Regions from separate parts of the Homo sapiens genome. Here region 1 is linked to region 2. Evidence: chromatin loops called from intact Hi-C (ENCODE). Cell type or tissue: ascending aorta. All regions are shown on one strand. Each heading gives the region's core, and the rest is flanking DNA. Links, peaks and the distances in the headings are about the cores only.

Region 1 (11,691 bases), core at 4,519-9,518, 190 kb before region 2:
CTGGGCAATGGAGGTCCAGCAGCCACTGGTGTGAATGGGGTGGGGAGACAGCTGAGGCTAAGGTGAGAAGAAGGATGGCTGAGCTCCCAGGCAGGAAGCCCCTTGGCCATCAGGGCAGATGCTGGGGAAGGCGTATCTCCCAGAAGTCTCATCTCCTTGGTGGGCCCAAGGCCAGCCAGTCATAGGCATGGAGTCAGGAAGTGATGATCTTGGCTGCAGCCAGCACAGGGCCCAGAGTGGAGGAAGTGGGCTGAGGCTGGTTTTGAGCTGACTGAGAACCAGAACAGAATGTGCCCTGCAAGGCTAGGGTCTGGGTCACCAATCTGAGGCAGGGGTCTGGGGCCAAGGCTGGAGGGGCAGCAGGGGGCCATGAGCTAGGCTAGGAGAGGGTATAGGGCTTTACAGCAGCTCTGGGTGGCAGCGCCTCTGCAGAAAGGGCTGAGCTCACCTCAGGTGACCCCAAACTCACAGCTGAAGATGAGCATCCTCTGCTCCCCCGCCCCTTTCTCCCTGCAGTCGCTCACTTCGCTCCGCCCCCTGTCTCCTCCTACTTCCTGGTTCCCAGCCTCTGCCCCTCATCCTTTCTCTCTCTCCCCATTTCTCTTTTCTCTCTCTATTCCTTCCTGAGGCAGCTGGGTGAGGGCAGCGGTGGGGCTGGACTCTCACAACGAAGGAATAGCGACCTAGTGTCTCAAAGACAGGGCTGGTGCAGGGTAGGGGCTCCAGAAATTTCGCTGAACAAATAGAGGTCTTGCGTAAGCTCTGCGGGGGCTGGTAGGGAGAGGAGAGCTGCCTGAGTTGAGGGGTGGTGGAGACGGCTCTTCCAGTGAGCCTGGTTTGTCTCCTTATTCTCACCACCCCCGCCCCAGGGGGGATTCTCCCCCTGTATCTCCCAACTCAGAGAAGCCTGGGTTCAACTCCTGTGAAACCCGATCTCCCTGAGTCTCATCTGTGAAATGGGCTGAAAGGTGGGAGAGTCACGAGGCATTTTATTCTCATTCTCAGGCTGGAAAATGAAGTATGAAAGTAATAGTATCTGTTAACATTTATTGAGTACCTACTGTATGCAGGGAGCAAACAGTTTACATGCATTGCCCTAGTCATTGTTGTAACATCTCCATGGGCCATGTTTAATTGTGTGCCCATTTTACAGATGGAGAAATCAGTCACACAGGCTGATGATAGATTTGCAGCCTAAACTGCTGGAGACTAGGGAAGATAGCGTGTGTTGAAGATGTGGGTTTAAGTGAGAGTTTGCTGGAAGAAGAAAGGCAAGGGGACTTGGGAAGTTGCCTGATGGAGGAGAAAGAGCACTGGACCAGGAGCATTTGGGACAAGATGGGGAGTGGCCTTGAATGCCAGGCTTGGAATCCTCAGTGTTTCCCTGGTTATGATCCAGCCCTGGGCCCTGAAGTGGATCCTGGGAGTGGAGAGGGTGCGTGGAGAGAGCCTGGGAAGGGCCCCTTCCTCTCCATCCACGCTGGTCTCCCTCCTTCCTGCCCCCCAGCCTGACACATTCCCACCTCTTCCAAGCCTTTGCCCCCCAGTCCCCCAGGATACACGCTTAACAAATAAAGAAGCAGGAAACCAAGGACCAGAGAGGTGAAATGGCCTCTTCTCTTGCCCCCAGTTCTGAGGAGTGGAGGAGCCTGGCAGCAGGAGGCCAGGCTCACTCAACAGCCAGGAAGGGGAAGTAGAGCTTTTTATAACTGGGGATAATTAATTGGTTGTTGTCTGTGACTCATTACTCTAATACTGCCAATTAAGGACTTGGTAGGACAGAAGACTGTTCTCAGGCCATCCCCACAGGGTCCCCTGAAGACTGTGTCTGCAAAAGGCAGTGTCAAAACCAGCTTCTCTATAGAGAGGGATATAGGTCAGATGCCTGGAGGAACTTCCCAGCCAGAGACATTGAAAGAGACAGACTACCATAGCCGATTCTTGCACTTCTGTAGTACATTTACCTTTTGAAGGCTGCTATAATCTTAATTGATTTCCTCCAGGAAGAGCAAGGGAGTTATTCAGGCCAAGGGGCTGAGGGCACAGCCTGCACTGACCCCACTCACACCCCCAGGCCTGTGCCTTCTCATCTGTTCCACACCAAACAGTCTTGTCTGGGGTGCCCTGATTACTTATTCAATCAACAAACCTGTCCTGCTACCTGCTCTGGGGTCATAAGTATATCAGACCTGGTTTTCCCCTCCCTTGAAGGGCCGGCCCCCAGGCTTGTGGGGGAACAGACAAGATCAGACACACCTGGACCACCCAGGTCGATCATTTTGGAGGCCTGGGGAAACCCTGGGGGCAGGGAAGGCTTGCCCGAGCTGGCCTCTGGGAGTATCGGCCCCATCTCCACAGACCAGGGAAGTGTTCAGGGTAGGGGGAACTGTGTGCACAAGAGAGTGTCTTGTGTTCAGGAACTGAAAGGAATTCAGTCCACCGGCTCAGGTGCAGGGACGGGGAAGGGTGCTGCTCAGTGGGCCTGAGCCTGAAGCTGTATTAAGGAGTCTAGGCTTCATCCTGGGCAGCGGGGGCCTGAGCCAGGCTCGGGCTGTGTGAGGAACACTGTGGTCAAATTGTGGAGGATGCTGAGGGCCCTCAGGTGGAGGTGGGAGGGCCAGTGAGGCCTCAGGTGTCTATGTGGGGAGTGAGGAGGTATACACAGGGATGCAGGCTGGGGAGGCATTCCAGAGACACCTAGAAGGTATCAACGGACTGGCTGTGGACTGAGGTGCAGAGGAAGGAGTGTCTGACAGTGAATCCCATCCTCCCATCCTCCCATGATGCCCAGCGTGGGTGGATGGAGGCCCATCCTGGAGATGGGAACACATGCTGTGCCCCAGGAGCGAGTGAGAGTACAGCGTTCTCAGTAGAGTCCAGGAATAGCACAGGAAGGGTGGGCAGAACAGACAAATAAGCCTCCCTAACCCCAGTTGCCTGCCTTCTATGATGAGATATGATGAGAGCCCCCCATCACCCTACCCTGGCAGGAAGACACTCGGTGTAGGGAAATCCATCCCCAGCTCCTCTGCCCCTTCCCCTCCATGCTCGTCCACGCCAGCCACCCTGAGCTTCTCCGCATCCACAGGATAACCTCACCCTTCACAGCACTGGGCCTTTGCTCCTGCCATTCCCTCTGCTTGGAATGCCCTGTCTTTCTCCTCCCTGCCCCTTAAGACTCATTGCAAATCCCCCTCCATGCCCCCAACTTCTGCCAAAAAATAGCCCTCCTCCTTCCTTTCTCTCCTCACTGCTCTCTCTCCCCACCTTCCTCACTCCCCTGGGGTTCCACAGCAGGTTGACCTGTGCTGGCCATGTGGATTGTGATTTTTTGTTTCCCACTGGACTCTTTAGGATAGCGTCTGGGCCTGCACACTCCAGGGACCTGACTCAGAGGAGGTCCTCGGACAAGATTTACTGAATGAACAACTGGAAGGAGGATTGAGCATATGTGTTCATGAGTGAGTGAGGAAGCGGTTAGGGGATGTGACTGCCATCTTGCTGACCAGGTGGGGCAGCCGGACCCCTAATGAGCTGTCAGAGAATGTAGGCGTACATGTGCGGACGGGTGTGTGCTGTGTTCTTGGTGCTGCCTCCTGTGCTCCTGGTGGTGGTTGGCAGTGGAGGGTGCTGCCTCAGCCAGAGGGACCTCCCAGATCACCCTGGGAGCTGGGATTGGGCTCTGCCAGTGCACAAGAGGGAGGAAGAGATGAGTTTCCCAGCTGGCCCCCACTTTTTGTCCTGTCAGCCATGTGGATTTGTGTCCAGGATATGGAGCTGGAAAGAATGGATCCCACTCAGGAAATCAGGGCAGGCTTCAGGGATGAAGCAGCCTTGAGATGGGCTCCAGGGTGTGGCTGGATTGAGCCAGATGCCACTGGGCATTCCTGGCAAGGGAGCTGCAGCCTGAACTTGACCCTGCCTCCCAGTGACTGAGTGTGTGATCTCAGGTCAGGCCCAGACCCTCTCTGGGCCTGAGCTTGCTTGTGGGTTAAGTGGAGGTACACATCTATGTCCTACAGATACAATTAGATCATGGATAGGAATGTGCCTCCTGTCTTGTACCAAAGAGACCATTGTTCCAACCCTGCAGAAAACGTGCCCTCCCTACAAACTTTCAAAGTGATGGCTTTCTCTCCTTCAGCGCTTTGAGGAAAAGAGACCCGGCAGGGGTGAGAGAGAGGCCCTCTGAGCTTTATTTTTCCCACTTCTAAAACTGCAGGATTCCTATAAGGATAAGAAACTAGGAGATGATATTATTACATCCACAAGAGAGAGAGAGGAGGGGCTGGTTTGTTGCAGCATGAGGAGGTGGGGATTTATCGCTGCAATAAAGCCATGCTGTCTCTTGCCTTAGGAAACCCCCACACCCTGCCTAGCTCCTCTTGGAATAGCACCAAGGGCACCTGGCATGACCACGTCACGCTCCAGGGGAAGTGGCTAAGTCTTGTTGATGACACTCTATGAACACCTTGAGCAAGGGTGGGGCAGGAGATGGGGCATTACCAGGGGACTATCACCACCCACCCTGTGACGTGGTCAGGGTCCTATGTAGGGATCTGGGATGGTTCTTCCTAAGGGCCCCTCAGCCCTTCTGCTCATGTCTCCCCAAGGGGCTGATGCCAGCCAAGGGATAGGCTGGGAGAGACAGGGTGCCCCAGGCAGGACTTAATTGCATTCTCCTGCCTAATGAACCACTCTGAGTGCAATGCACCCCAGCAGAAGCAAGGACAGAGGCCTGATTGCCCAGCTCTCTGTAGTCCAGAAAAATAAATCCAGCCTCTTAGGCTGTCAGGAGCCGGCTGGGGGTGGGGATTCTAATCCCTTTCCCTGCTCGGCCCTAATGCTGCAATATCTCTTCAACCTCCCCAGGCCACCACCTCCCCCAAATCTCCCGGATCAGGGCCAGGGTAATCCTGCCATAGCCTGCCCATCTCTCCCTTTTGGGAGCTCCCTGCACCCTTTCCAGCTGACATTTCCCAGGCTTTCCCGTGCATCAGTCCCCTCATTTGGAACTTGGTGAAGGTGGAACAGGCTGACCATTGGAAGAGCTGAGGTGCCCAAGATTTGGCTTGCAGGTGGCAGATTCAGGAGTAGGCACTCTTCAGTCTCTCCCTCTTGGTCTCTGTAGGACCGTGTGCTGAGGGTGCAGCTGGGCTCTGGGACCTCAAAGAAGAGCTGGAACCACTGGGGAGAGGGCTTGGCTGAGCAGAAAGGAGCTGTGCCAGGCAGAGCCCGCACAAGGGGGAAAGGGCTGCCTTGGGCCAGGTTGGAAAACCTGGAAACACAACCACAGGCATCTGAGAACTCACTGTGTGGTGAACAAATGTAGAAATTACTACCAGTATCACAAATGATGTAGGGACAGCTGAAGCATCCATTTGGTGAAAGTAAAATTAGATCCCTGCCTTTTACTTCACACCAAAATAAATTCCAGATGGATTAAGATGTATTTTTTTCTATTTTTAAAATTTTTTTCCCATTTTGAAGGCATACATTTGTTGAAAAAATTTAAACAACTTGGAAAGATGTAAAAGAAATTCTAGTCTTCATGCTTTAGAGATAAGGCTTTTAAACCTCTCTCCGCACACGTGACATCCATATGGAACTATATATAGATGGATGTCGATGGATGGGTGGATTGCAGATTGAAATGTAAGCAATGAAGCCGAGAAATCGTGGGTGTAAAATATTACTTAAATATATGATATTGGGCCACCCTTCTTAAATCCAATACCAAAGGCAAAATGTATAAAGGAAAAGAGGGATAGATTTGACTACATAAAAATTTAAATTTCTGCACAGAAAGCATGATAAATAAAATTAATTCAAATGATATATAAGAAAAAATATACAGTGTGTACGAAGGCTAATTCTCTTACATAAGGAAAGCTTTTATAAGCCCATAAAGAGCCAGTTCCCCAAAATAAAGCCTGCTTTGCTCTGTGCCTTCACGCCCTCTGCTCCTTTTCTCTGTCTGGCTTGAGGTTTCCCAACCTTGTTCTCTCAATAAGTCCTTTCCTTCCACTTTGCTGCAGGTGTCTTCTCCTCCAGGAAGGCTTCTAGCTCACCCCTCCTCCTATAACTGACAATGTTAAGGATCCGGGCTCTGAGCTCCTAAGCAACCTGTGTTTGCCCTGCTCACCACACCAATTCCCAGGAGTGGAGCTATTTGCTGCCAGTCTTGGCTCAGGGTGGCCTGATTTATCTCTGAGTGTCTAAGGGCTCAACACGTGTACGTAGATGACTGGAAGAGAAGGGTGGTGAGGATGTAGAGGAGAGACACAGATTTAGTTTGGTACGGGGTGTGAGGCAGGGGTCTAATTACAGTTGTTACCAAATATCCAGATGTCCCAACACCATAAGTTGAATTCCCCATCATTTTTCCACTAATATGCTAATGTCCTAATCTCTTGCCCACATTTCCAGGCCATTCTCCTTCTTTAGATCGAAGTATCACCACTTCTTAGTTGGATCTTTAGGAGATGAGGCGAGATAATCTCTGGCATCTTAGTTAACTCTGAAATCCCAGGGTCCCTGCTCTGGCGCAGCCTGTGACTCAAAGTGTGACCTTGGGCAAGGCCCTGTCCCTCTGAGCCTGTTTCCACCTTGGTCAGACAAGGATAATTTACATTTCCTGCTCCTTGTTGCCCCGAGACAGCTGGGGACACTGGAGGTACACAGACCTGGTTGTGAATTGTGGTTCCACCATTATGTGTGCCCTTTGTGACTTTGGGCAAGTCCCTTCCTTCCTCTGTGACTTGGTCTCCTCTGCTTTGCAGAACTGTGGGGATGATGAGATGGAGCAAGTAAAGGGCTCTTAGGATTACCATCCCCACCCACCCCCAATGCCATGGTGAGCTCACACAGGACTCTGTTCCCCACAGCCCGGGATGCAGCCTGTGAGTGAGATTGGGCAGCTACCATGCCAGGGTCTTCTTCCTCTATTGGTGCTGGTTCCCAGGGCCACAGCCTACAGAGCCAGGCCTGGCCTCTGCATCTGGCTGACCATGGCACCCGCCCTGGGTTGGGGGAAGGCAATCAACCTGGCTGTCCTCAGCAGCTGGAGAGATGTGGTGTAGAGCAGGGAGGAAAGGTTTGATCACTGTCTTCACATAATTAAAGGGCTGTCAGACGCGAAATGATAATTACAGGAACGATCCTGGATTTGGCGACTTACAGCTTACATCTGTAATCGTGCTGGGGCCTGGCAGTCCTCCTGTGAGGTGGTGGTGATGTCATTCTGTGAACAGAGGAGGAAGCTGAGGTCAGAGGTCCTGAGCGATTGGCCTACAGCCACACAGCCGGTGGGAAAAGGGCCTGGGTGAAAATCCAGCTCTTTTGTGTATTCTCCACTCTGTGGTCATTTGACCCCAATATTTCTTACCCTTTGGCTGGCCTTGTTCTGTGTGGTATCAGAGAACCAGCTGCAGGGGAGCAGTGGAGGAGGCAGATTTCAGCTCCACCTCCCGGGGGGGGGGCGTCGGGGGAGGGCAGTAACTCCCCTGCCTGGAAGGTCAGCCTCACCAGATGCCGTGCATGGGAGGTTTTAGTGGTCTGGGCAGCATGCCGATACTGTCCCCATTTTACAGAGCAGGAAGCTGGGGCACAGAGAAGGTAAATGTCTTCCCCAAGGTCACTCAGTCGTGGCCAGTCTGGGATTCAAACCCAGTATTGCCAGACTCCCTCAACCCAGCCTTCCGTTGTCAGGCTCCATGTCTTGGAAGGAAGAATTTTGAGTCCACAGAAGGACTAGGCAGCATCTGGAAGGAGAAGCCCCTTCCCAGGAGCCAGTGGAGTAGAGTAGGGTGAGCTCGTGTCCTGGAGGCTGCAGACACGCTCGCTGCCTCAGGGCAAGGGGACAGGCAGGGGAGCTCTGCGATTCTGAAATTCTGTAACATTCAGAGTGATGTGTGCAGACTTCAGACCCCATGTTCTGTTAAGGGACCAAGGGGAGGTGCTCCATAACCTTCAGGATCCCTAGTAGTGGGAGGGGCAGCTGTGTGCATTTTGGCCTGGGGCTGCAGTCTACAGTGGCAGGGGCCTGTAGCCAGTGGCAAAAGGCAGCAGCAGAGCCATCCCACCCCAGCGGCCATGCCCATGCTTCCTGTGTGGGGCTGGGTTTGCGGCTGCAGTCGTGCTCTGTGACTGTATGAGCCCCCGCTGCTAATGAGGTCTTTCTCTATGTTCTTCTCTGAACACAGAGGGCTCTGGGGTGGGAGGAACAGGACAGAGACAAAGAAGGGTGAAGAGAAGACATGACCATCCTCAGGAGACAGTGAGGAGAAGGACTGGCCTTCAGGGAAATTGACCCACAATTGCCCAGATTGCTACGGAGGGGCTCCTGTTTCTGGAGGGTTAGGGTAATAATGGAAGGAGATGCAGTGGCCTCTGGGTTGGAGCCTCCAGGATTCTCCATCACAGCAGCCCCCACCTCAGCCTCCATCCCCTCGGGCAGGAATCAGCATCCTACCCCATCCACAGCCAGGGGCCACTCCTGCCCCAGCTGCTCGCCCTGTCTGGTCCCTCCTTAGGCAGTCTCCAGCACACTCCTCCTGGTGCCTACCCCAGGAGCCAGCTGCTCCCTCAGCCCCAGCCCACTCAGCTTTTCTCCTGCTCCCTGAGGGTAAGTCTGGGGCTTGCACGATGGCCCTGCCCACTGGTGGCCCTGAGCACCCCTCTGTTGCCCTGTCTCACATCCATACCTCCTTCTATCCCTCACGCCATAGGTGACCACCACCTTGTGCCCGGCGTGATGCTGGGCCCAGGAGACATAGAGACAGCTCAGGCCATCCCTGCCCTGAGGGAGCTCGCAGCCCAGTGAGCCACCCTCATTATGCGCCCACTGTGTGCCACTTGAAGCCCTTCAGCTCATTTAACAGCCTCCCTCCGAGGGAAGGGCTGTTATTCCCATTTACAACGAGGAGACCGAGGCTCAGAGGGGCCAAGTGACGTGCTGAGTGGCAGAGCCAGCTCTTTAGAGCCCGTGCTCTTTCCATCTCCACAATTACAATTTGATTGAGGGTCACAGTGGTGGGTGCCAAGAGTCTGTGCAGGATGGTCAGGGAGGGGAGACCTTTTGAGCCCTGGAGGGATGGAAAGGCTTCCTGAAGGAGCATCAGGTCTGGCCTAGGGGTCAGAGAGTTGGAGGAGAGAAATCCAGGGAACTAGGCTGGGCCTGGGATCGCCATACTGGGTCCCAGAGGGCAAGGTGGGTTTTGAGGGGAGCTGTTCAGGCTGCCTCCCAAGGGGGCCTGCAGAGTCCAGTCAGTATGCCTGGGTTCAAATCTTATCCCCACTCCTCCCCTACCTGCTGACCCCTCTGACTCCCCTCCACTCACCCGTGTTGAGCCTTTATGCAAATTAGCAAAAAGCACCCATTTTCTAGGACACACCCGCCCGCCATGTGCCAGCAAATCGTCATAATATGCACATTGATGGTCACCATGATGTGAGTGGCACTTCTTAGGGGGCAGTGCACAACTTGCTCAGCCATATGTGGTGGCCCTTCTCTGAGCTTCTGTGCAATGGGGGTAGATACCCCTAAATAAACAACCCCTAGTGTTATGCAGACTGTGAGAGATGAAGGAGGGCCGTGGCCGGGGCATTGAGGCAGCGATCACTGCTCCACGTCTCTGGGAGCAGGGCCAGATTGGCTTGCTAATGGGTGGAGCGGGCAGGCCTCTCTCTGCTGTAATGTGCCCTGACAAGGACCATTAGTGCTATTGGGGCCTCTTTATCAGTGGAGCTGCTCCCCAGGCCACTTCCTCTGGCTACTTCCTCACCTTCCCCTTCCCTTCCTTCCAGTCCCTGCCATTCAGTGTTTTCCTCTGATTGTTCTTAGAGTGACCCCCGCTGCCTGCCTCCCTCTGTGCTGGGGCCTCTTCATCCCCATCTACAGGCTCACTGTGGCCTCCGGCTTCAGCTCCCAGGGCTTTAATCCCTAGGTTGCCCCAACCCCAGCTCATGCACTAGTTCTGATCATGGGGTTCCTGGCTCCTTGTTGCTTAGGCCCTGCCTGCATTCCTTCCATGCCTGGATGCCTCACCCCCAACCACCACCAGCTCTGGTCTTGGCTGGTTCCCAGGAGTGGGAGGTGCAGCCCCTCATTCCTGCCCTGCCTTGCTCCACTGTAAGGATCTGGACACTTGAGGACAATGGCCTTTAGGGCATAGGACCCTGGCTGCCATGGGCCCTCCCGGCCCCTGTGGTCTTCCTGGCCCCCTGTCAGCCTTGCCCCTGGGCCCTGCATCACCCCGGTCACAGGTCGTCTTCCCAGCGCCTACAGGAGGTGCTTTACCTTCCCGCCTCCAGGCTACTTGCCTGGGACCAGACCCATCCTAGGCCGAGGCTCACCCCTCGCCTAGGTCCCTCTCAGAACCTTCTCTGCTGGTCAGAGGCACACAGGCCTTGCCCCTGAGGAGGCAAAGTGGTCTCTGTGGACAGACAGCCATCTAACACTGCCAGCGTGGGCTCTATAGAAGACTAGGTACTTTTTTGTGGGAACTGGGTGTTAAGCCTCAGGGGAATCTCTCCTGGGTGGGTGTACTCATGCCAGGGTAGGAGAAAGGGTGTTTCCTCACCTATCATTTCATTATCAAATCTTTTCAAGTTCCTGTGCCATCTGGAACACGAAAACTGCCCAGATCTCAAGGCATTTATGTATAGCAGGGAGACCGACATGTATAGAGACAGTTCTAGAACTGTGGGGTCTGAGCCATAGGTGAGATGGCTGCATGGGTTACGGAGCTCTGAGGAGATGGGATTCACCCTGTGAGACAGGGGAGTCTTCAGGGAGGAGGCACTCTGGAAGGAGTAGTTTGCCTCATGGAGCAGAGAAAGGTTGCTTTCTAGATGGAGGCTCCAGCTGTGTGAAGGCTTGGGGTCTGAAGAGCCTGTTTGGGGAACCGTATGTAATTCTGTGCATGGGGCATAAAGCACAGAGCTGGCCTGGGCCAGACAGAGTGGGCCCTGACATCTACTGAGAAGCTCTTGCCAGTGGGACTCTCAAGCTGGGGTATGACGTGACCAGATGGGTGTCAGTCTAAAGACATGGTTCACCCTTTGGGAGACTCAGATGTTTAAGCTGGCCTGGGACTCACCAGCTGCACTCTGCAGGGAATGAAGGCTGTTATGAGCAAATAAGAATTTGAGGTGGCAAGACGGATTCTGAGAAGGACTAGTCCTGGGGTGCTGGCTGGAGGGTGGTGGAGAGACGGTCATGTGCAGACCCAGACTGCCTCCATGGGAGGCAGGACTGAGTCTAGGGACTCAGCCATTCTCTGGGTGGCAGCTCCTAGGGTTCGATTGCTCTAGAAGGGCACATGTCCTGCCCTGCTCCTAGCCAGGGTTTCCCTATTCCTGACCAAGGCTGGGCTTTGCTGTGCCTGGAACTGGAGCTTGTGCCATTCTGTGTCCAGCTGGGGCAGACACAAGTGGCCTACTCTCTGAGAAGCCACCACCTCCCCAAGCCTAAACCTGCTAGAAATACTGGGCCTCAGGGTGTCGTCACCTTTGCATCTCTGTTTATGTACGAAGTGAGGCTAAGCAAGGCAGTCGGGCTCTGCACATGACAAGGAGTGGTGGCAGCTGCTCACCCAAACATGAGTCGCCCAACTGAAGTGACCCACCTGGGACAGGAGGGTCACCCAGGCACCAGCCCTCTTGCCCAGGGCGAGGCACGGAGCAGGC
Region 2 (11,691 bases), core at 4,279-9,278:
GTGTGGCCTGTCCTGTGTGTTATAGGCTGGATAGCCACATCCCTGGTCTCTACTCATTCGATGCCCAGAGTACCTCACGCTCCAGTTAGGCCAACTAAAAATGTCTTTAGGCCAAGTGCGGTGGCTCACGCCTGTAATCCCAGCACTTTGGGAGGTGGATCACCCAAGGTCAGGAGTTTGAGACCAGCCTGGCCCACATGGTGAAATATCATCTCTACTAAAAAATACAGAAAAAAAAAATAGCCGAGCATGGTGGCATGCACCTGTATTCCCTGCTACTGGGGTGGGTGAGGCATGAGAATCGCTTGAACCCAGGAGGCAGAGTTGCAGTTAGCGAGATCATGCCACCGCACTCCAGCCTGGGTGACAGAGCAAGACTCTGGCTCAGAAAAAAAAAAAAAAAAAAAAAAAAAAAAAAGATGAGCAAATCAAAGTGAGGCCTAGTATGGCCTTTCCCATCATGTCCCTGTGGGCTGTCCTGGGTCCAGGGCAGGAGTGATTTGTGTGGTTCCTGAGCCAAGGAAGCGAGCCCGGCTGCAGGCTTCAGCTCACCAGGAGGAAGACCTGGGGACCCTGGGCTCCCAGGGCCAGGGGGCTGTCAGCAGAGCCCTTCATGGCCTAGAGCAGAACACCCCCAATTCTCCCCTCCAGCCCTGCCTGGGATGCTGTTTGGTGTCTTCTGAAGCTCAGTGTCCCTTTGCCATTGGCATCTTCTCCCTGAGGTGGCCTCTCAGAGGCCGGGAGCAGGCATCCTGGTGTTCATCTGTGGCTGCTTCATGTTGTCATTTCCAGTGGGCCCTCTGAGGCCAGGGTTGTCCATGTCCATTGGCCTACTAAGGACAGCAGCAGAGGTGGCCCAGAGACTGGGAGAGGACAGGGGCAGGAAACCAGCCCCCAACACACGCAGGCACCCTGAGAGCTGTTCAGCAGGTGTTCACAGAGCACCCCCTTTGTGCCAGGCCCCTTGTGAGCCCTGGTATCCCCGAGAACTCTGGGGCACTGTGCAGAGCTGATCAGGGACTCACTGTGAGAGATTCTTCTCCCATAGTGACGCTGCCATTTGGCTTGATCTGATCACACCCTCCCTATGCTTACCGGTTCCCCACCAAACCTGCACACAAGTCCAAGCCCACTGGCCTGCCCAACAGGACATTGATGATCCATCCTGGCCCTCCTCTTCCACCAGCAGTGAAGTGACAATGGGTTAGAGGGTAGGGGGAGAGAGAGAGGAAAGAAAGGTTTGGCCAAAGATAGACAGGGGATGTCAGCCAAGGGGGTGACCCTGAGCCAGTGTTTCTGGCCTCCTGGGGTGCTGAGCAGAGATGTCCTTTGTGTCCAGCTGGACTCTGCCCCCAAGGGCAGGCCTCAGGGCACTGAGGCGCCTTCCACAATCTGCAGAGTGCTCTCGAGTGCTTGGCACTGTCTAAGCGCTGTACACATATGCACATTCACACATGTACCCATTCAGTCGTCACGGGAGCCCCATGAGGGAGGCACTGCAGATCACAACCCCCAATCCACATGTGCCAAGCCCAAGCTCTGAAAACCTAACATTGCTTCCAAGTTTAATGCAGAATTCATTTATTGGCAAACCTGACCCAAACTGATGCGAGGCTATTTATGCCTTATTTAGCCTCTTGGTGAGAATATTTGTGTTTTCCTACAGAGGTATTAATGGCTTTAATAATAAGGTACAGATCTTGCAGAGGTCATTACAGAATATATGGAACATGTACCATTTTGCCTATTTTATTTTATTTTATTTTATTTTGAGACAGAGTCTCGCTCTGTTGCCCAGGCTGGAGTGCAGTGGGATGATCTCAGCTCACTGCAGCCTCTGCCTCCCAGGTTCAGGTGATTCTCTTGCTTCAGTCTCCCGAGTAGCTGGAACTACAGGGGCCCGCCACCATGCCCAGCTATTTTTGTATTTATAGTAGAGTTGATGTTTCACCATGTTGGCCAGGCTGGTCTTGAACTCTTGGCCTCAAGTGATCCGCCCACCTCAGCCTCCCAAAGTGTTGGGATTATGTGCATGACCCACCACGCCCGGCCCATTTTGCCTCTCTATACTTCGCAATTTCTAAATTCCAAAGAATACCTGGTTCTAGGAGTTTCGGACCTAGGTTATTATTCTTACTAGCAGATGAAGAAACAGAAATGGTCTCTAACCTGCCTAAAGTCACCAGCTGGGTCTGTTATACTGGCCTGGGATGGGGGAAGGGTGGAGCGTGGTGGAGGTGGGCAGTGCCACCCTCTAGGTGCCCGCCTTTCCATTTTTCTCAGGATGATTTTAGATGAACAGATGGTTGGATCTGGGCTTGGGCTGGTGTTTGGGGCACAGAGGTTTGGGAGACCAGGTTGGGAGAGGCCGCTTACTCTCTGTCCTTTCCCCAGATGGTGTGGTCCTGGTGGATCCTGAGTATCTCAAAGAGCGGAGAGGTAGGCTGTGGCCCCCATCCCCAGCCTGTCAAGGGCCGCCTCCTCTTCCCCCCGGACCTCTAGCATAGGAACTCCCTGCCCATCCCCACTGGTTCCCCTGAAAGCCCCAACAAATACCTCTACAGATGCCGTTGCCTCCTCCAGCCTGGGACGGCCCTGCCCCAAGCTTACTTTGGGAGAAGGTTTCCCCATGCCCTGAGCACTTTCACATCAATATGTCATGACTGTGGCAAGGCTGGGGATGCCAGCAGGGTAGGAGTAGGTTCTTCTTTAACAGAACAGAACATTGATACCGGGGCAGTATCAATGCGCAGGAAGACAAGAGTGCAGACTGAGCTGTGACAAGACGCTTGCCGTCCAGATACCACCCAGCACTTGCCCTGCCCCCACAACTCCCTGCTCCTTCCCCAGGTCCCCTACCCCCACCCCAGGCCTGCCAGACTACTCCAGCCCCCGCCAAGCCTGTCAGACCGTTTCCATACCCCTCCACATATGCCCTGGGGAGAGGTGGGAGGGGGAAGGACAGAGCTGGCTCAGCAGGCAGCCCCCTCCTCCTCCCAGGGGCCAGGCCATGGCATCCTTCCGGTACTCACTACCAGCCCTCCTGGTGGAGACAGTGCAGCCATCCCCACAGAGCTTGGGACAGGCTTGGGGCCTCCAGTGGGGCCCGTCCCAGGGCTGCTGCCGGCACTCTGGGGGGCTCGCTTGCTGCTCTCCCAGGCCCCTCCTCAGTGCTCCTCGCTCCCCACAGTCTATGTGACGCTGACCTGCGCCTTCCGCTATGGCCGGGAGGACCTGGATGTCCTGGGCCTGACCTTTCGCAAGGACCTGTTTGTGGCCAACGTACAGTCGTTCCCACCGGCCCCCGAGGACAAGAAGCCCCTGACGCGGCTGCAGGAACGCCTCATCAAGAAGCTGGGCGAGCACGCTTACCCTTTCACCTTTGAGGTCAGGAACTGCCATCCCTGGGGCCCCATTCCAGAAATGCCACCTCTAGGAAGCCCTCTGGGGTGGGCATAAGAGGGCGGTGAGGGTCAGCTGCTCCCTGCCACCCAGTTTCCCAGTGTATGCTGGGACCTGGGGCACTGTCACCTGTGTTACCTGGTAAGTGTCTCTTCTCCAGCCCCTGCTGGGGTTTGTCACCTGTACCTTTGGGCTACTCCTCAGACCCTTCTGAGGCCAGGTCATTGGTGGGAGAAAGGGGGTGCTAAGGGGCTTCAGAGAAAGAAAGAGCCCTTTCTGGACCCTGCATCACTGCAAGGGGTTTCCCGCTCAGATCAGCTCCCCACTTGCCCGGCAGCAACCCAGCTCGCAAGAGAGGGATGGCAAGTAGGTGATCTGTCTGCCCCACCACCTTTCAAATCAGAGACTTTAAGATGCTGGATTTCAAAATCTCAAGTTTCTTAGGCTCTCTGATTCTGAGATTCAGTGTGGTCTCTCCCTTTCTTGGAGGCTGAGAGAGTGGAGAGGGTCATGGAGTCACCTTTTCTACGTAGACATGTTAGCTCCCTATGGCTGCTGAAACAGATTGCCACAAACTCGGCAGCAATTAAAACAACACAGATGTATGAGCTTACAGCTCTGGAGGTCAGAAGTCCCAAAACAGGTCTCAGTGGGCTACCATGGAGGCGTGGCAGGGCTGGCTCCTCTGGAGGCCCTCGGGGAGCGTCCACCTTTTCCAGCATTGCTTTCCTTGGCTCACAGTGCCTTCCTCCATTGTCAAAGCCAGCAGTGGCCGTTGAGTCTTTTGTACATCCCATCACTGTGGCTCAGACATTTCTGCCCCCTGCTTCCACTTCTAAGGACTCTTGTGATTATACTAGGCCCACCAAAATCATCCAGGATACGGTCCCCATCTCAAGGCCTTAATTGGATCTGCAAAGTCACTTTTGTCATTAAGGTCCCAGGTTTGGGCGATTAGGGTGTGGACATCTTTGGGGAACATTATTCTGCCAACCACAGTAGACATCATAGAAAGATCTATTTAAACCATTGCTGCGAGGACTGGGCTGGGCCAAACCCTTTAGATAAAGAAAGCTCTTTATCTAAAGAGTTTTAGATGGGGCATGGCTTGGCATGGTCTGATGGGATAGACATGGCCTGTCCCCTGGGGCCCTTGGTCTGATGGGTGTATGGGAGTGTCTGGGCTGCAATACATGAGACAGGACAGTGGTGGATGTGACAGGTGGCTCGTTCTGTCCTCTTCTTGACAGATCCCTCCAAACCTTCCATGTTCTGTGACACTGCAGCCGGGGCCCGAAGACACGGGGAAGGTAGGTCACCCCAAGGGGACCATCTCTCTGGCTCCAGGAGTCTCATGTCCCCAGGTCCCTGGCTTTCTCCCTGGGAGGTGCTGGACACACAGGACCACTCTCCCTGTTGAACAGTCTTTGTGTCTAGGCTAAGCTGGTCCCACCTTGGACAACCAGTCTCTCTTCAGACAGGGCAGCAGGTACGGGGTCAGCCTCACTCTCCCATTCAGTGATGGGTCTGGAGGCTCTCCTGGGTGGCGTTGGCTGCAACAGGACCAAAGTGTTCTGAGGACCTACACCTGGCCTCATGTAACCCCTGGCAACCTGGAATCAAAGTGCGATCATCCCCATTTCACAGATGGGGAAACTGAGGGTTGGAGAGAAGTGACACCACTAGCTCCAGAGCTTTGAGCCCAGCTTCCTCATCTGCAAGATGGAGATAACAGCACGTGCCTCCTTGTCTTGTTAGAGGAATACCGGATAAGCCACCCAGGGCCGGGTGTGCACACAGTAGTAGGCGCCCCCAGTCTGCTCAGGTGCCTGTTGCTATTTCTGGGCAGCTGCCTGGATGAGGACGGCCACCCAGACTGAGGCAGGAATCCAAAGAGCAGAGCCCCGTTTGGGTGGTTCGAGATGTCCCATGTCAGATGGAGGAGGCAGCACAGCATTGGGGCTGAGCACAAGGGCGTTCCCCCGCTTCTTCCAGACCAAGGAAGGCTGGGCTGTGGGAGCTTGGTGTTCCTGTCCAGTGTCCTCGTTTGTAAAATGAGAGGTGGGCTGGCTGTGTACTGGGGACCCTGCTTCTCCAAGGCCCTGTGGTCAGTGACCCCTTCCCCACAGGCTTGCGGTGTGGACTATGAAGTCAAAGCCTTCTGCGCGGAGAATTTGGAGGAGAAGATCCACAAGCGGTGAGTAGGATGCCAGGGTGTGGGCCGCCTGCTGGGTGAGGGAGGGAGACAGGATGGGCAAAGTCCAAGAGGAGATAAGTAACAATACCTGGAAGTGTGTGAGGAGGGGCGCACATTCCAGCCTTGGAAGGGCACTCTGGAAGCTGGGAGGTCACGGAGGGCTTCCTTGGGGAGGTGGCTTCGACTGCCTGGGTTCAGGCTGCAGCATCTTCTCCTTTGCACCATTGTGGCAGCTTCCTCCCTCATCTCCCTGCCTCTCATTTCATCCCCTCCAGACTGCATGTCTTTTTAATTTGTTTTGGAAAAACCCTAAATTCAGATTGTGTTAAACAGTGAGCAGGCTGTTTCCTGACCATTCTCATTTTCCAGTTTTCCTCCTGGGAGGCGTTCAGCAGGAGTGGAGTGTGTGTCAATGGCAGCTTCTAAGTGAGGAGGAAGTGGAGATAGTGAACCCATCCAGGGGAGAGTGACAGGGAGGTCGGCCCACATCTAAGAGATGGGAAGCGTTCTCTGGAGAAGAACAGCCCGGGCAGACAGAGAGCCCAGGCTGGCAGCCAGAAACAGCTGGCCCGGATGTCTCATGCCTGCCCCTCCTGGGTCGGGCTGTGCTCTGTCTGCCTCCTGGAATAGCTGGTGGGCCCTCGACGCTGATGTGCCTGCATCCAGAGGCACTGGTCCCAGAGGAGGTTGGCTGAGGGCACAGCAGCCTTTTTAGGGCGTGGGCTGAGTTTGCCACCTGGTGGCTATAGGGTGTATTGCATGCATTTGCATCTGCAGCCCTGGCAGCTGTGTGTGAGGAGATGGGACTTTTCTCCCTTGCTTCTCTGTCTCCCTTTTCCTCTTAAGACCTGAGACCAGGGAAGAGGAAGGGTGCTGTGGGATGTGGGAGGAGGCTTGGTAAGCACAAGAAAGAGGAGGTGACATCGAGAGCCACCCCTCTCACCCTACCACCAATGGGACATTTAAAATCCACACCAAGGAGTTACTAATAATAATGATATAGAAGCTATCATTTATCAAGGGCTGATTAGGTGCCAGACACCATTTACAGTGCTGGGCTGTATGAACTAATTTAATCCTCACAGCAGCTCTAAGAAGTACGTCCTTGCTGGGCGTGGTGGCTCACACCTGTAATCCCAGAGCTCTGGAAGGCCGAAGGCAGGCATATTACTTGAGGCCAGGAGTTCCAGACCAGCCTGGCCAACATGGTGAAACCCCATCTCTATTGAAAATACAAAAATTAGGCAGGTGTGGTGGCATATGCCTGTAACCCCAGCTACTCAGAAGGCCGAGGCAGGAGAATTGCTTGAAGCTGGGAGGCAGAGGTTGTAGTGAGCTGAGATTGCGCCACTGCACTCCAGCCTGGGCAACAGAGTGAGACTCCATCTCAAAATAAATAAATTAATAAAAATTTAAAAAGGAGAAAAAGAGGTAGGTCCTTCTGTCATCACCCTTTACAGATTAGGGAACAGAGGCAGAGAGAGGTTAATGTACCCAGGGCCACATAGTTAGTAAGAGGAGAGCTGGGAGTTTGACCCTGGCTCCCTGGTTACAGGCAATGGAGGCAGCTTATCTGAGCAACGGAGATGCCGGCATTCCCAGCATGCCACAGAGACGGCCTCACCAAGTCCCCCTCCCTCACCAGATCCTCATTTGCTCCCTGATCCCCTGTAATCTTCATGGAGCCAGTCTCATCCATGGGCCTTCTCCCCTCCCTGGGCTTGTCCCCTTCACTGGCTTGCATCCCCCTGACTGAATCCACGCCTCCTCCCTGAACCCCAACGCCTCCCCAAGCCCCATTTCTTCTTGAGACCGCTGTCCCCTCTGCATAGTTTTACATAATAGATATCTGGCAGTTGTTTATTATATGGCAGGCACAGTCATAGGTGCTGAGAGTACAGCTGTGAACACCTTAGACACAAATTTCTGTCCTTAAAGAACTTACACAAATAGTGTCCTATGTCACCAAAATAGATGACAGAGGGACACTATTTGTGTATGGTGACATAGGGAGTCAGGAAGTGACAATGTTACCTATTTGGTGACATAGGGAAGCAGGAGGTGAAAAATGTAGTCCCTGTTTCAGCATCCTGCTGGGTACCAGGACCAAATGAAGTGCAGCCACAGGGCACTTCTGGGACAGAACAGGGGAGGATGGAATGGAGCCAGATGGTGACAGACCCCTATGCTGATCTCTGCAGTTTGGCTGGATTCTAAGGTGATGGAGAGCCATGCCAGTCTCTTGAGCAGGAGAATGATGTGAGGCTCGCAAGGAGAGGGGATGAAGGCAGGTGACCCTGGTCCTCTTTCACTCCGCCCATCTCCATTAGGAATTCTGTGCGTCTGGTCATCCGGAAGGTTCAGTATGCCCCAGAGAGGCCTGGCCCCCAGCCCACAGCCGAGACCACCAGGCAGTTCCTCATGTCGGACAAGCCCTTGCACCTAGAAGCCTCTCTGGATAAGGAGGTAGGAGGCTCGGACTTGGCAGGGGGTGGGGGCTGCTCCACCAGGGCCTGGGCCTCAGATCCCAGCTCTCTCCTGGCCTGCAAGGATGCCTCAGGTAGGAGCTTCTATCCCCAGCCCAAGGACCACAGGGGTCAGGGAATCTGAGACCTCTCATGGGGGATTTGGAGAAGCCTCTTGGGCCTAAAGGAGTGGCAAAGGGGGCATGAACTTGAGAGATGTGATGGACTTCCGAAGTGAGGAGCAGACCTTCCTGAAGGTCCTGGACATCTCCCCCACACCTCCACCAGCTGCCTGCCTCAGGCCGAGTGCTGAAGGTCAACCAGCATTGCAGAGGGGGCACGGTGGGGGGCCGTGACCTTCCTGCCAAACACTGAGCGTCAGGGCGACAAGCCCTGCAGAAGGAAGGGCCTCCCCTCAAACTCTGAATCAAACCCAGCTGACTGCTGTGAGCTTAGGCTGGCCCCTCCTCAAGGTGTGGGCACCCCCTCTCTCTCGGGGCATGGCTGAAGGGAAGTGCCTTGGGGCAAGATGCAAGTTGAGGTCTTTTTGTAGGGATTCAGAGCTGGCTCCCTCAGTGAGCTGGTGAGCCCATCCTCACCTTTCCCTGCTTCTTCCAGATCCTTCTGTGGACAGAATTTAGAGCTGGCAGGGACTTCAGACATCACCTAGTCCAACCCCTTCGTTGCACAGAGGGAGACCCTGAGGCTTAGATAACCTACCCACGGTCACACTGCTTTCATCATCGTCAATGTTATTGTTGTTATTGTTGTCACAATTACTGCTGGCCAAGCCAGGGCTGGAGCCCAGGACTATCACCTTCCAATTCCGTTATCTTTCAAGGGTCCCACCAGGGAACTGAAGGCTAATGTGCTTGGTGGCTTTCATGCCACCTTAGCAGCAGTGGGAAGTGGCTGATGAACTTGGGGCAAATGTCACAATGCCTTGGGGGATTCGGAGAAGCCTCTTGGGCCTAAAGGAGTGGCAGAGGGGGCATGAACCTGAGGGATGTGATGGACTTCAGATGGGAGCAGCAGACCCTTCTGAAGGTCTGCGCAAGGTCTGGGGAACCCCAGAAGATCGCGTGGGGGCTTTTCTCCCTCCCCTTTCCCTAGAACCTTGCTGTCCTCCCAGCCAACCCCGTCCCTTCTTATGCCCCCCAGATCTATTACCATGGAGAACCCATCAGCGTCAACGTCCACGTCACCAACAACACCAACAAGACGGTGAAGAAGATCAAGATCTCAGGTATCCCAGACAGAGGGTCAGCTTAGGGGACAGCGAGAGGCAATCTTCCCAAGGGCTGGGGGTGGCTGAAGTATCTCCCCTTGTTAACAGCCTTGTATAAAAAATAGCCACTGAAGCCCAGGGCCTGCTCTGAGCCACAGGGCAAAGCTTTTGAGTTGGGTAAGGCAGGCTGCTTATTGGCTAGGTAATGAGTTTGCTCTTTAAGCCACCTCTTCAGTTTCTTGGGTTCTGGACAAAGCTGTCCTTGAGGGGAAGGCTTTGGTTATGGAAGGAAATGGGTGTGTTTGGGGCTACCCTTTGGATGTAAGACAGGGGTGGTCTTATGCAGAAGTCCCCACTGGTGGCCTCTGGCCATTGCCTGGGGCTGAATATCCCCAACCCGGGGACGCCTGTGAGACTCCATGGGAGCTACATTCCCGACTCACTCCACCTTGATTCCTCTCCCTCCCTAGTGCGCCAGTATGCAGACATCTGCCTTTTCAACACAGCTCAGTACAAGTGCCCTGTTGCCATGGAAGAGGCTGAGTAAGTGGGCACAAGTCTGGCCTTGGGCGTATGGGATTGGGTGGGAAAAAGAGAAGCTCTAGGTGTCCTGTTACAGGTCCAGGTGGCTCTTCTCCACCTGGCAGAGGGCTGGGCCTCAGACTTCCTTGCCACTCAGAGTAGATGATCCCGAAGAGCCTTTTAGAAACCATCCACCTGATTTAGCTTCAAGAAAATGCATGCTACAGTCAAGGAAGAGACCCACTAAAACTAGAGTGACAAAACAATAGCTAATGAATGTAAGGGGATTGGGGTTGTGAGAAGAAATAATTACGTTGTACAAGAAACCTAGGTTGAAGGGAAATACTTTGTTCTTGGCTTCCTGGTAGCCAGGGCAAAGTGGGTAAGGCACTAGGTACACAGCTCTTGTCTGATAAAGGGGTAATCCAACTCATTGGGAAAAAGGGGTTGTGTGTGGGAGTGCAGAGAATAATTACACACAAAAAAATCATCTAGGTTTGAGGAGAACTGCTATGGTTGAGCATGGATCGAACTTTGTCCCAGGCTTGTTGGCAGCTAAGGCAAGTGGAGAGATCTGAAGTGAAACATCTTTACTTACCTAAAGGAAGTAAATGCTCCCATTCAAAGACATACACATTTTTTTTTCCTGGCCCTGCAAGTAATTTCTTGGGGCAATTATACCTGATATAATTTTACATGTATATGTGTATTTGTTTATGTATAATTCCAATCAGTATTTCTTGCAACTGAAAATATTTTTAAAATGTTACTACATGGCCTTTGAAATAGTTTTTAATGTCCTATAGGTGAACATGCTATGATTAGATCAAGCTTTCTCTGGTTACTGGATATTTTTCATATCCACTGTTGATTTTTTCAAAAAAATCAGAGCTATGAGGCATAGATTCCTGATGGTAAAGTGAAGTGATCTAGAACCAGAGTAACATATAATCCCTAAAGAGTAGAAAATCCCAACCACTGCAGATGGTGCCAGCGTCTGCATAACGAATACCAGCAGGGATGGCTGGGGAGGCATTTGCACTCACAGACTTGTTTACTTCTCAGGAAGCGCTGTGGGGCTGGGGTTGCTGCTGCCCCAGTATGTAGAGGAGGAAGTGGCTCAGAGAGATGTGACTTGCAAGTTAGCAAGCAGCAAAGCTGGGGCTGGAACACGGTCGTCCGACTCCAAGGCTTGTTCACTATCTGCTGCATGACAGCTCTCTCATTGGAAAGGATGGGGGATAGAGCAAAAGCAAGTAAAAATTGGACAATCAAAACACCCTATATATGATGGATGTGATCAAGCAAGTAAAGTTTTAATTGTTGAGCCTAGATGGTGGGTATATGGGTGCCCAAATAGCTTCATTTATGGTTTATGTGTAGCTATAATTTTTTCTTTTTAAAATGTGTTTAGAGACAGGGCTGGTGCTCACGCCTATAATCCCAGCACTTGGGGAGGCTGAGGCAGGCAGATCACTTGAGGTCAGGAGTTTGAGACCATCCTGGCCAACATGGCAAAACCTCATCTCTACTAAAAATACAAAAATTAGTCGGGCATGGTGGCGCGCCCCTGTGATCCCAGCTACTTGGGAGGCTGAGGTAGGAGAACTGCTTCAACCTGGGAGGTGGAGGTTCCAGTGAGCCAGGATCGCACTACTGTACTCTAGCCTGGGCGACAGAGCAAGACTCTGTCTCAAAAAAATAAAATAAAATAAAATAAAATAAAATAAAATAAATTTAAATTAAATTTGTTTAGAGACAGAGTTTCACTCTGTTGCCCAGGCTGGAGTGCAGTGGTATGATCATGGCTCACTACAGCCAGCCTCGAACTCCTGGGCTCAAGTGATCCTCCTGCCTCAGCCTCCCAAGTAGCTAGG

Evidence for each region. A loop is a pair of places that touch in the nucleus more often than their neighbours do. Peaks named below come from ENCODE experiments on the same cell type or tissue, not always from the same donor. Only the 100,000 strongest peaks of a DNase experiment are listed, where the experiment ranks them.
Region 1: a loop joins it to region 2, with 2.7 times the contacts of the local background. A loop is called at or near these places in 1 of 110 quality-filtered maps.

Annotation. Positions count from the first base shown.
Region 1 is chr11:75,464,470-75,476,160 of GRCh38, reverse strand. All of the region lies in intron 3 of GDPD5 (glycerophosphodiester phosphodiesterase domain containing 5), which reads left to right. Among named protein-coding and RNA genes, the nearest start is that of KLHL35, 37 kb to the right of the region's middle. RefSeq lists enhancers at 7,776-8,422, 8,423-9,070, 9,339-10,011. In ascending aorta, for the core only: no CTCF peak of the experiment used is centred there; a DNase peak (open chromatin) is centred at 7,220.
Region 2 is chr11:75,274,983-75,286,673 of GRCh38, reverse strand. ARRB1 (arrestin beta 1) reads left to right here. Exons shown (of 16, transcript NM_004041.5): 4 at 2,395-2,439; 5 at 3,191-3,387; 6 at 4,653-4,712; 7 at 5,532-5,599; 8 at 7,930-8,065; 9 at 9,226-9,310; 10 at 9,763-9,835. Among named protein-coding and RNA genes, the nearest start is that of TPBGL, 40 kb to the right of the region's middle. RefSeq lists enhancers at 5,838-6,713, 8,296-8,796. In ascending aorta, for the core only: a CTCF peak has its summit at 6,340 (motif pointing left); a DNase peak (open chromatin) is centred at 6,303.